Linked DNA regions of Homo sapiens: region 2 is linked to region 1. A link is a contact called in ENCODE Hi-C or POLR2A ChIA-PET data. All regions are on one chromosome and are shown on one strand. The core of a region is the stretch at or near the end of the contact, and the rest is flanking DNA. Distances in the headings are between cores, read along the strand shown. Region 1 holds the start of LINC02538 (long intergenic non-protein coding RNA 2538). Region 2 has its middle 38 kb from the start of LINC02487.

Evidence for each region. A loop is a pair of places that touch in the nucleus more often than their neighbours do. ChIA-PET counts read pairs that join two places held with the same protein, here RNA polymerase II (POLR2A). Pooled maps may share reads with other maps.
Region 2: a map of HepG2 shows a loop between it and region 1 (7-fold over the local background). The contact joins the enhancer-like site here to the promoter of LINC02538 in region 1. A Hi-C loop is called at or near these places in 5 of 168 maps with a recorded cell type or tissue (CD4-positive, alpha-beta T cell, Caco-2, HepG2 and 2 more) and 5 of 50 pooled maps. POLR2A ChIA-PET finds 5 or more read pairs at or near these places in 6 of 52 experiments (Caco-2, H1, HepG2 and 2 more).

The regions. Positions count from the first base shown.
Region 1 is chr6:167,676,228-167,681,307 of GRCh38, forward strand. LINC02538 (long intergenic non-protein coding RNA 2538) reads right to left here and starts at 2,996. Exons shown (of 3, transcript NR_117091.1): 1 at 2,685-2,996; 2 at 1,833-1,972. It overlaps LOC124901465 (a long non-coding RNA gene), which reads left to right and starts at 2,005. Exons shown (of 2, transcript XR_007059883.1): 1 at 2,005-2,378. LINC02487 (long intergenic non-protein coding RNA 2487) reads right to left here. Exons shown (of 7, transcript NR_117092.2): 7 at 4,464-5,080.
Region 2 is chr6:167,732,318-167,736,758 of GRCh38, forward strand. No RefSeq gene overlaps it. Among named protein-coding and RNA genes, the nearest start is that of LINC02487, 38 kb to the left of the region's middle. Within about 2 kb of position 1,579, at least 8 of the 41 ENCODE cell types and tissues checked have a DNase peak (open chromatin) inside an H3K27ac peak, as active enhancers do; they include breast epithelium, where a contact is called at or near this core.

The DNA of each region.
Region 1 (5,080 bases), core at 1,746-4,245:
CTCACCAGCACTGTTTGCTGCTTTTTGCCTGTGTAAATGTGCGTGTTTACTGTTTCTGCTATGGCAGCGACTGCAGGACTGCAGGACTGTGAACTTTGCCCTCATTTTTCACCGGCTTTATCTCCGCGAGAAACAAGCAGAGGAAGCAGCTGGGAAAGGCTGGACGGGAAACCGGAGGCCACAGTCTCCTCCCAACACCACTGCTGAGTGAAGATGTTTAGGATGGCATCAAACCTGGGGACCTCATCTGCACAGGGGGGGTCCTATCCACCAGAGGATATATAAGCCCCCTTCCAATTCAAAATCCTTTCATCACGTAGACTCGACGGCATGGAGTTAGCACCCCATCACAGCTTTATGACAGACCCGGTTTTTTACTACTTTGTGGCCATATCTACACAAAATGAGATACATAAAATGCAGTTGTAGGCTCGGTGTGTCAGCTCACACCTGTAATCTTAGCGCCCTGGGAAGCCAAGGCAGGAGGATCTCTTGAGGCGAGGAGTTTAAGACCAGCCTGAACAACATGGCGAGACCCTGTCTCTACAGAAAAGTATGAAAAAATTAGTGGGGCATGGTGGTGGGCACCTGTAGTCCCAGCTACTTGGGAGGTCGGGGCAAGAGAATGGCTTAAGCCCAGGAGTTCAAGGTTACAGTGAACTGTGATCGTGCCACTGCATTCCAGCCTGGGCAACAGAGCAAGACCCTGTGTCTAAAAAAATTTTAAATAAAAAGTTAAACCAGGAGTATAGGTAACATGATCTTAGACAAAGGCCACTACCTCATCTCCAAAAGCCAGGCAGTGGCCCCAGGAAAGTGCCCTGGTCAAGTCCTCCCCTTCACAGGCAAGCCAGGCTGGTTTGGAACAAAAGGCAGAAGCTTTTCCTCCTATTTCTATTTTCCTATTTCTCCTGATCTTGACCCTGCCCAGGAATCCGAACTGCCAAGTAGACGCCCTCCATCCCTCCCATTTATTCTGTCATCCACCCACACCCTGGCTTTCTTGCAGCCAGAGAGCTTCTTCCTGCAAGCACCAGCTGTTGAGCAGGACTGTGACAAAGAGCAACAAAGAGCCACAAAGAGCAGGCTGCGGGCGGGACCATCGGGACCATCACAGAGGCATCAGCCCTGCCCCGGAGTGGCTGCAGATGCATCCCTGAGGGAGGGGGCTGGGGTGCAGGTGCTCCCTCCCGAACAGGGGGTTTGTTAGCTTCATCTGCAAGGCCCTGAAGCCAGGCTCTTTTCAAATCGTCATCATGTGTGCACCGTACACTCCCTTCTGACTCTGGGGGCCTGGGCGCCTGCTTAGTGCAGCCTTAAATTTTTTACGTACCAGTAAAAATACTGCATGTAAGATTCTGTTCCTAGGAGGATAAAGGGATGGCCAGAGCTGGCTAAGCGGAGTCTCGACGGACTAAAGGTATGGGAAAATGAAGACGTGGACCTACCACGTTCTCTTCTACCTGGAACTTAGGATTTGTAAATTGCATTTAGATGTCATTTGTCACATTGGTAGGCTGTGACTTAATACACTCACAAAGAGGATTTTTCCAAGTATTTAAACTGTGTAGATGCTGCAAAAAATCAGACTGAGGCAAAGCCCTGCAGCCAACCCCAGCAGCAAGAGGTGAGGACCCCCTGTCTGTCCTGGGCCCCACTCAGGCACTATCCTCATCTCTTAGAATAGTTTGTTACCTTTTCTTTCCTGAAGCCTCATCAAATGCAACTTTTTCTATGGCATTCAACGGACTTTAAAGCAAAGATTACAGAGAAATTCTTATGCAAGTCAGAAAATCTGCTTATTATGGGTTTGATAAACCAAATTGTGTTACCTGTTTATAGACATAGATTTCTATCAGCCAGACGTGTGCACAGCACAGCACAAACCATAGCCACCCCCGTCGAAGTCTCTTTCTGTGCATTTCCCAGCCACGCCCCCAGCTTGGGCCCCTGGGGTCACCTCCCACTCCGGCTAGAAAGAGAGAAGGAGACAGTGAATTCCTCGGAAGCCGCTCGCCCTGCACCCAAGCGGGACTTGCACCACAAGCAGCCCCAGGAAAAAACTCTCCATTTCTTTCTCGTGGAGGCTCCAGAAGAAAAGCTGCGCATTTACCCGGCGCATTCTAACCGCCTTTGAGGTTCCCTCCGGCAGCCATGGGAGCCGTGGTGGGGCAAAGCCTGGGCTGGGAGACGCTGCAAGGCTCTGGGGAGCAGTGAGGCGCCGCGCCAGCTCCTCCGTTCCCGTCATAGCCTCACACGGGCTTCGCTGGACACGTCCAGGACGCAGCGCCGGTGGGCACCAGGCGTTGAGCGCCTGCCCCGCGTCTGTGCTAAGACCTCCCTTTGCATTATTGCATTTATTCCAACGATGGGGTGAGGTAGGTATTCTTATTTCCATTGCCAGAGTGAAACACTGAGGCTCATCCAGGGGCCGGTGTGGAAATCAGGGCTCAGCCCTGGGCCCCTGCTGCTTGGAGCCGGTGCGGTGGCCACCGTGACCTCACGCTTTCCCTGCCAGTCGCTCTCCGCCGCATCCCGGCCTCCCGCCCCGCCCCCGGCCGCTTTCCAGGGACTGAAGCCCGAGTTGGTGCTGCGTGTCCCCGCGGGGATTATTTTCAAACAGCTCCTCCTGCCCTGGCTCCCACAGCGCGGCCCCAGGCAGCTGCACCACTTTCTCCTCTCACCAATTAAAGCCGAATCCAGGGCTCCTTAGCATATGAATTGAGGCGCATCGGAGCCCTCACTGCTGGGCCAGCCCCTCCCGGGCTCCTCCGGTTCCGGGAGGTCCACAGCCCAGCAGCAGCTGCCCCTGCACGTTGTCCCCTCCGTCCAGCATCCCGGGGCCGAGGAGACAGTGCCCCTGGCCGGGGGCTGCGCTGGCTTCAACTTCCCATGGGCAAAACGGGGTCCCGGGTCAGTGTTCACAGAGGGTCTCAAACCCTGCAGGACCCTGAAATTGTCTGGGATCCACACCAGTCGGAAGAAAAAAAGAATAGAAAACGCAGGGATTCACCTCCTCTGCAGGCACCCTCATGCCGAACACTAAACAGGATGATGTTGAAAAGGATTTGGAGATTTATGCAGGTCACGAGCTTGAGGAATTTTTCCATTGAATGCACCATGCCTTGGGTTTCCCGTTTCCCACTGAAAATCCCATGGCTGACACTTTTTTTATATCATTACCTTGGGAGATGAAGAAAAACTCATCTGTTAGGGCAGCTCTGTGAATGCAGATGCTTTGGGTTGTTTTGAATGAATGACTGAATGTTCTGAAATAAAGCAGGAAGGTGCCTGCGGGATAATGACTGGTTTCGCAACTCTTGGCCGGGAGTCTAGACCCCTCTGATAATCAATAGAAATGGATGTATATTAAATTTAGCAATAGAAAAAGTATAGATAGTTGAGTATGCTACATTATTTTCCTATAAATTAACCCGTTACCACAGTCTTTAATTATCTTCCCCTTGCGAGGCATAAAGAAGAGACTGCTTGAGGATGGAGGGTTTTTTGTGGTCTGAGGTCTGCAGACTGGCCAAGTATTCCAATATTAATTACCACCCATCCTGGCCGTAGGCTCACCCCGCTGACCTGAGCAGACCTGGTGAAGCAAGCCACAACTTCTGCTGGAAATTGCTCCACTCTTCCATTAAGTGAGGATTAGAAAGCCCTTTGTGAGAATTTTGCCCAGAGTCTAAGTTGAGCACTTTGTCACTTGCACGCTTCATTTTCCAGCATACCGTTCGCTCAGCTCAGTGTCTATCCAGGCACTGAAGGTTCGGATGCAAGCACTCTCCAGCGTAGGGGCTGACCAAGTGAAATGCACACTGAGCAACCGTGCAGCTCCAGGTCCTGGCGGCTCTTCACAACCAGACATTCTCCCTGGAGACCCTAAGCTCCTCTTCCTCTGTTGGGGGAGCACAAAATACCCTATAAGGGCTGCTTTGCTGCCTCTGGCACTTTCTTCATCAGGGGAGTTACATCCAGATGTAGCTGACAGGTCAGGGCCCCTTCTCCTCCACCATGTCTCAGGGTTATCTTTTCCAAATGGAGGAAGTCAAGGGTATGCAGGCGCTCCAGTTTCCCTGCCTTACCCTACATATCCATAACAGACTTCAACACGAGAACCAGCGTTTCGGATGTGTCTAGCAGAGTGCCAAAGTCAGGCTGGAGTGTGCCCTGAAAGTCAGGGCCTTCTGAGGGACACAGACACGGTTTGTCTCCAAGGGGGCTGTGTGTAAGGCAAATGCTGAGGCCTACAACCATGTGTTCTGAGACGGTGGCCATTACAGAAACAGGCAGTCCCCAGACAGAAGCACAAAGGGCAATCTCAAGGAATCAAGATCTGTAGGCAGGGACCCACACTGAACAATCTGGACAAAGCTAATGCAGAATGAACAGTACCGCCGCTACCCAGCGACAGTCGGGCTGATGTTCTAGGAGAACCACACGCTTCACACAGCAAGGGAGAAATTAGGCCGTATTTTAATCCCTTCCAGCTTCGTCCAGGAGGTGTTGTGATTTGAGTCACTCTCTTCCTCTAACTCCTAGCCCATCCGCAGTAATAAATAACTTTGCAGTGAATGGATGGTTTTCTTAGACCTGGGGGAACAATCCTAGTTTGATAAAGCAGCTCAGGAGCGTGAATGCTGAGGGGCCCGCCTATTAGCTGCCAAGCTCGGTAGCCAGGTCAGGCCCCACTGGAAGGGAAGGGGCAGTTGCCCAGGGTGCCTGAGGAGCAACCTGGCCCCTGTTCTCGGGTGGGAGAAGGAGCACCTGGCACTGACCAGCCCTGGAACTCCGCCTGCTCACTGGACATCACAGCACATGAGCGGGTGCTATGGATGGAATGTTTGAGTCCCCCAAAATTTGTATCTTGAAGCCCTATTTTCCAAGGTGCTGGTATTAGGAAGCGGGGCATTTAGGAGGTGATTAGGTCATGGGGGGCCTTGTGAATGGGATTAGTGCCCTGATAAGAACAGAGATGACCCATCTCTCAGCCATGTGAGGACACAGCAGAAGGTGCCATCCACACACCAGTCTGGAGCCCTCCCAGCCACGGAACTGCCTGGCACTTGGATGT
Region 2 (4,441 bases), core at 329-2,828, 55 kb after region 1:
AAGAGCACCCGCCTCTTCCCGTACCTCACTCTGGGAGTTGGTCCAGGGCTAACTTCTATCCCTGCCTCCTGCTTCCTCCCTGCCTGGTCTCCTCTCGCCCCTCTTGAACTTCCTTCTAAGGGCTGCTGAGTCTCAAGTCAGTAACACTCGGCCCCATCCCTGCAAGGAGCTTCAGCCTCACACGCACTCTTGCTACCTAACCATCCTCTCAAGCAGCCCATGATGCTGCAGATTCCACCAGGTCAAAACCGAACCCATCATCATCCATGACCCCAAGTACCTTCCGCCTGTGCCAGGTGTGTTGTCCTAAACCGTTTTGTTGCTAGAAGCAGAGGACATCCCTAACTCACCTTCTCCTTCACCATCCAACCCGATCAGTGGTCAAGTTTTATCACTTCTGCATCTTCACTATTTAAATGCATTAACTTGTCTTTATTCCCATAGCCACTGTAGGGAATGATCTCTACCACCTCTCACCTGAGTTCCTGTCTCTCCACCTCTCGCCTGAGTTCCTGTCTCTCCACCTCTCGCCTGAGTTCCTGTCTCTCCACCATCTCTCACCTGAGTTCCTGTCTCTCCACCTCTCGCCTGAGTTCCTGTCTCTCCACCATCTCTCACCTGAGTTCCTGTCTCTCCACCTCTCGCCTGAGTTCCTGTCTCTCCACCATCTCTCACCTGAGTTCCTGTCTCTCCACCTCTCGCCTGAGTTCCTGTCTCTCCACCATCTCTCACCTGAGTTCCTGTCTCTCCACCTCTCGCCTGAGTTCCTATCTCTCCACCATCTCTCACCTGAGTTCCTGTCTCTCCACCTCTCGCCTGAGTTCCTGTCTCTCCACCATCTCTCACCTGAGTTCCTGTCTCTCCACCTCTCGCCTGAGTTCCTGTCTCTCCACCATCTCTCACTTGAGTTCCTGTCTCTCCACCTCTCGCCTGAGTTCCTATCTCTCCACCATCTCTCACTTGAGTTCCTGTCTCTCCACCTCTCGCCTGAGTTCCTGTCTCTCCAACTCTCACCTGAATTCCTGTCTCTCCATCATCTCTCACCTGAGTTCCTGTCTCTCCACCTCTCGCCTGAGTTCCTGTCTCTCCACCTCTCGCCTGAGTTCCTGTCTTTCCACCATCTCTCACCTGAGTTCCTGTCTCTCCACCTCTCGCCTGAGTTCCTGTCTCTCCAACTCTCACCTGAGTTCCTGTCTCTCCACCTCTCGCCTGAGTTCCTGTCTTTCCACCATCTCTCACCTGAGTTCCTGTCTCTCCACCTCTCGCCTGAGTTCCTGTCTCTCCAACTCTCACCTGAGTTCCTGTCTCTCCAACTCTCACCTGAATTCCTGTCTCTCCATCATCTCTCACCTGAGTTCCTGTCTCTCCACCTCTCACCTGAGTTCCTGTCTCTCCACACCCTCACCTGAGTTTCCTGTGTCACCTGTTGTAACAGCCCTCTCTTAAGAGGTCAGCTGGTTAGGAAGCTCCAGTGTGAAAACCGTCCATAGGCATTGGTGGTTCACGGGACATTTTCCTTGGCAGAAACTTCAGTTTTACTGAGAACTGAGCTGGAAATGTACGTGTAAGCACAAGAGGCCTCCCAGAGCATTTGACCCAAATCCAGCACCAGTGTTGCATCCTCTTGCTGTAAAATAGGACATTTTTTCAAAAGGAGTGTGAAGTAAGTATTGATTCACAAAGTGCCCTGAAGTCCTTGGATACTCCTGTCCCTGAATTCCCTCCGTGGATTCCCCACCCCGTCTCTCAGTGTTTGGACAAGCGTGGGTTTTCTGACCAAACATTCTAAACAATGGCCTAAATTCATCCCTGAGAGGCTGGCATTCAGCCTTCTGTTTTCAATCTTTTTGAACTCAACTGTGTACTTGGACTGAGATTTTACATTGTGCAACTTCCTGACAGTAACGTGCCATTACCCTGGGGGGTAAAGGGCTATTTAAGTCCAGACTCAGCCATTCCCACCAGCCACAACAGAGCCAGACCTCTCCGTGCCCCGGGAGGGTGCCCTGAACTCAAAATGTCCCTTGGCGATTGGGTTTAATAACAGCATTTTCAAAGGCACTCCCCAGTCCACCATGGAATGTGGAGGCTGCCTCCTCTCCTGCCTCCGCTTTGCGGCACAGCTGTGGCTCTGGGTCCCACATGACTGCACAAAGTCAATGCCAAGGGCGTGACCAGGGTGCCCGAGACCTCACTGTGGTCTGGGTGGAGCCCCAGCACTCAGGGTGCAGCTGCGCAAAGATTGCAGGCGCCTCTCCTGGGGCCTGAGCTTGTAAGTGTCCTTTGGATGTTGGGATGGGACACCTGACTCCTCAGTAGGGCACAAGGGGCCACTGTAGGAATAAAACTCAGAAAATCCCCCTGTTCACACTCAGCAACAGCCAAGCCCCCTTCAGTGTGATGCTGTGGGTGCTGACCTACAAATCCTCACCCAGACACCTGCCACCCCGGACCCCACAGAATGGGCAGGACGAAGATCCTCCTGGTTTGGGGCGAGGAAGTGACACCCTGGTCCCAGGACATCTCCAGGGTCCTCTGTCAGATACACACCCTCACCAAGCTGGCAAATAGGATGTGTCCCCATTTCACAGATGAGGAAAGTGGAGCCCAGAGAGCTTCCACGACTTTCCCAGGGTTGCAACAGAGCGAGGAGGGTCAAAAGGAGGATGGAATGGGCATGGCCCCCAGCCCGTCCTTGACCACCAGTTCCTTCCTCTGTCTCCAGTTCCAAAGGGGTCATCACAGAGCACTTTGAAACCCCAGGGCTTCCCCCACCGACCTCCCCCACTGACCTCCGCCGCTGACTTCCCCTGCTGACCTCTGCCACTGACCTCCCCCTCTGACCTCTGCCGCTGACCTCCACCGCTGACCTCCCCCGCTGACCTTCCGCCGACCTCTGCCGCTGACCTCCCCCTCTGACCTCCGCCATTGACCTTCCCTGCTGACCTCCACCGCAGACCTCCCCCGCTGACCTCTGCCGCTGACGTCCCCCACTGACCTCCCCCTCTGACCTCCGCCACTGACCTCCGCAGCTGACATCCCCCGCTGACCTCCCCCGCTGACCTCCGCCACTGACCTCTGCCACTGAACTCCACTGCTGACCTCCCCCACTGGCCTCTGCCGCTGACCTCTGCCGCTGCCCTCCCCCGCTGACCTCCCCCGCTGACCTCCCCCACTGACCTCTGCTGCTGACCTCTGCTGCTGCCCTCCCCCGCTGACCTTCCCCACTGACCTCCCCCACTGACCTCTGCCACTGACCTCTGCTGCTGACCTCCCCTGCTGACCTCTGCTGCTGACTTCTGCCACTGACCTCTGCCGCTGACCTCTGCTGCTGACCTCCCCCGCTGACCTCCCCCACTGACCTCTGCCATTGATCTCCCCCGCTGGCCTCTACCACTGACCTCTGCCACTGACCTCCCCTGCTGAACTCTGCTCCCTCTATTTGTCCAGCTCCAGCTGCTCAAGAGACCCTGCAACCCTGAGGCCACCCCCTCTCCGTCAACCCCATGGACAAAGTGAGCTCCTTCCCCAGCTAGAGAGGCCTGCACCCCCACCTGGCTTCGTGTCTGCTTTCTTATGTGTTTTTGTTTACTTTTCTCTCCTCAGTCTTTCTCGTGGATATTATTCATATTCCTTAACTCCGTTTCTAGTCCCTAAGACACTCTGGAAACATATTATCCTTGCCTGAAAGATTCCACTCATAATAAAGTGCCTTGCACTGAATGTGCTGTTAGAATCACAGGAAAACAGGTGTCACTGGAAGCTGCCCTGCCGGCCGGAATCCTGGAATAGGGCAACACCTGGAATGGGCCTTTGTTGGCTCCAGAGAATAGAAGCTGGTGGCTGTCATGTGTGCCAGTCACCACTTACACTTGGGCATCGGCGTCTCACAGCAGTGGAAGATGCATGCTTGAAAGTGAACGAACAGTCTTTCTTTCAGCCTTCTACTCCTTACCCCCTTCAGTAGGGTCTGTAATTTGAAGATCCATTTCGTATTTCCCATGGCTGCTTGGTGGGTTTTGTAGAATGACCTGAATCTTAACCTTTTCCAGCCAAAGAACAGGCATTTCTAGAAGAGCTTATTGATGGCAAAAAGGAAGAAAAAAAAAACCTTCACCAGGATATTCCTCCTGAGGAAAATGACTTTTTAAAGCTTTTGCAATGCCAAAAAAATACAAATGTGTGGATATCACTTACACTTCCAATAAAAGATGACAGCAACGTGGACTCGTCAAGTGGACGCCATGGTCTCCAGGTGAAGCCACTTTCTATTCAGCAAAAGAGAGGAAATGGAGGGTGATAGCTGCCAGCACCCACAGTGCTCCAGATGCGGCCTGGGGCGGGTGTACGCTCCCTTGCAGCTTCACACTGACCGAGGCAAACACTGCTATTGCAGCTCTTTTGAGATTAAACCACTAAGAATCTAAGAAACCAGATGACT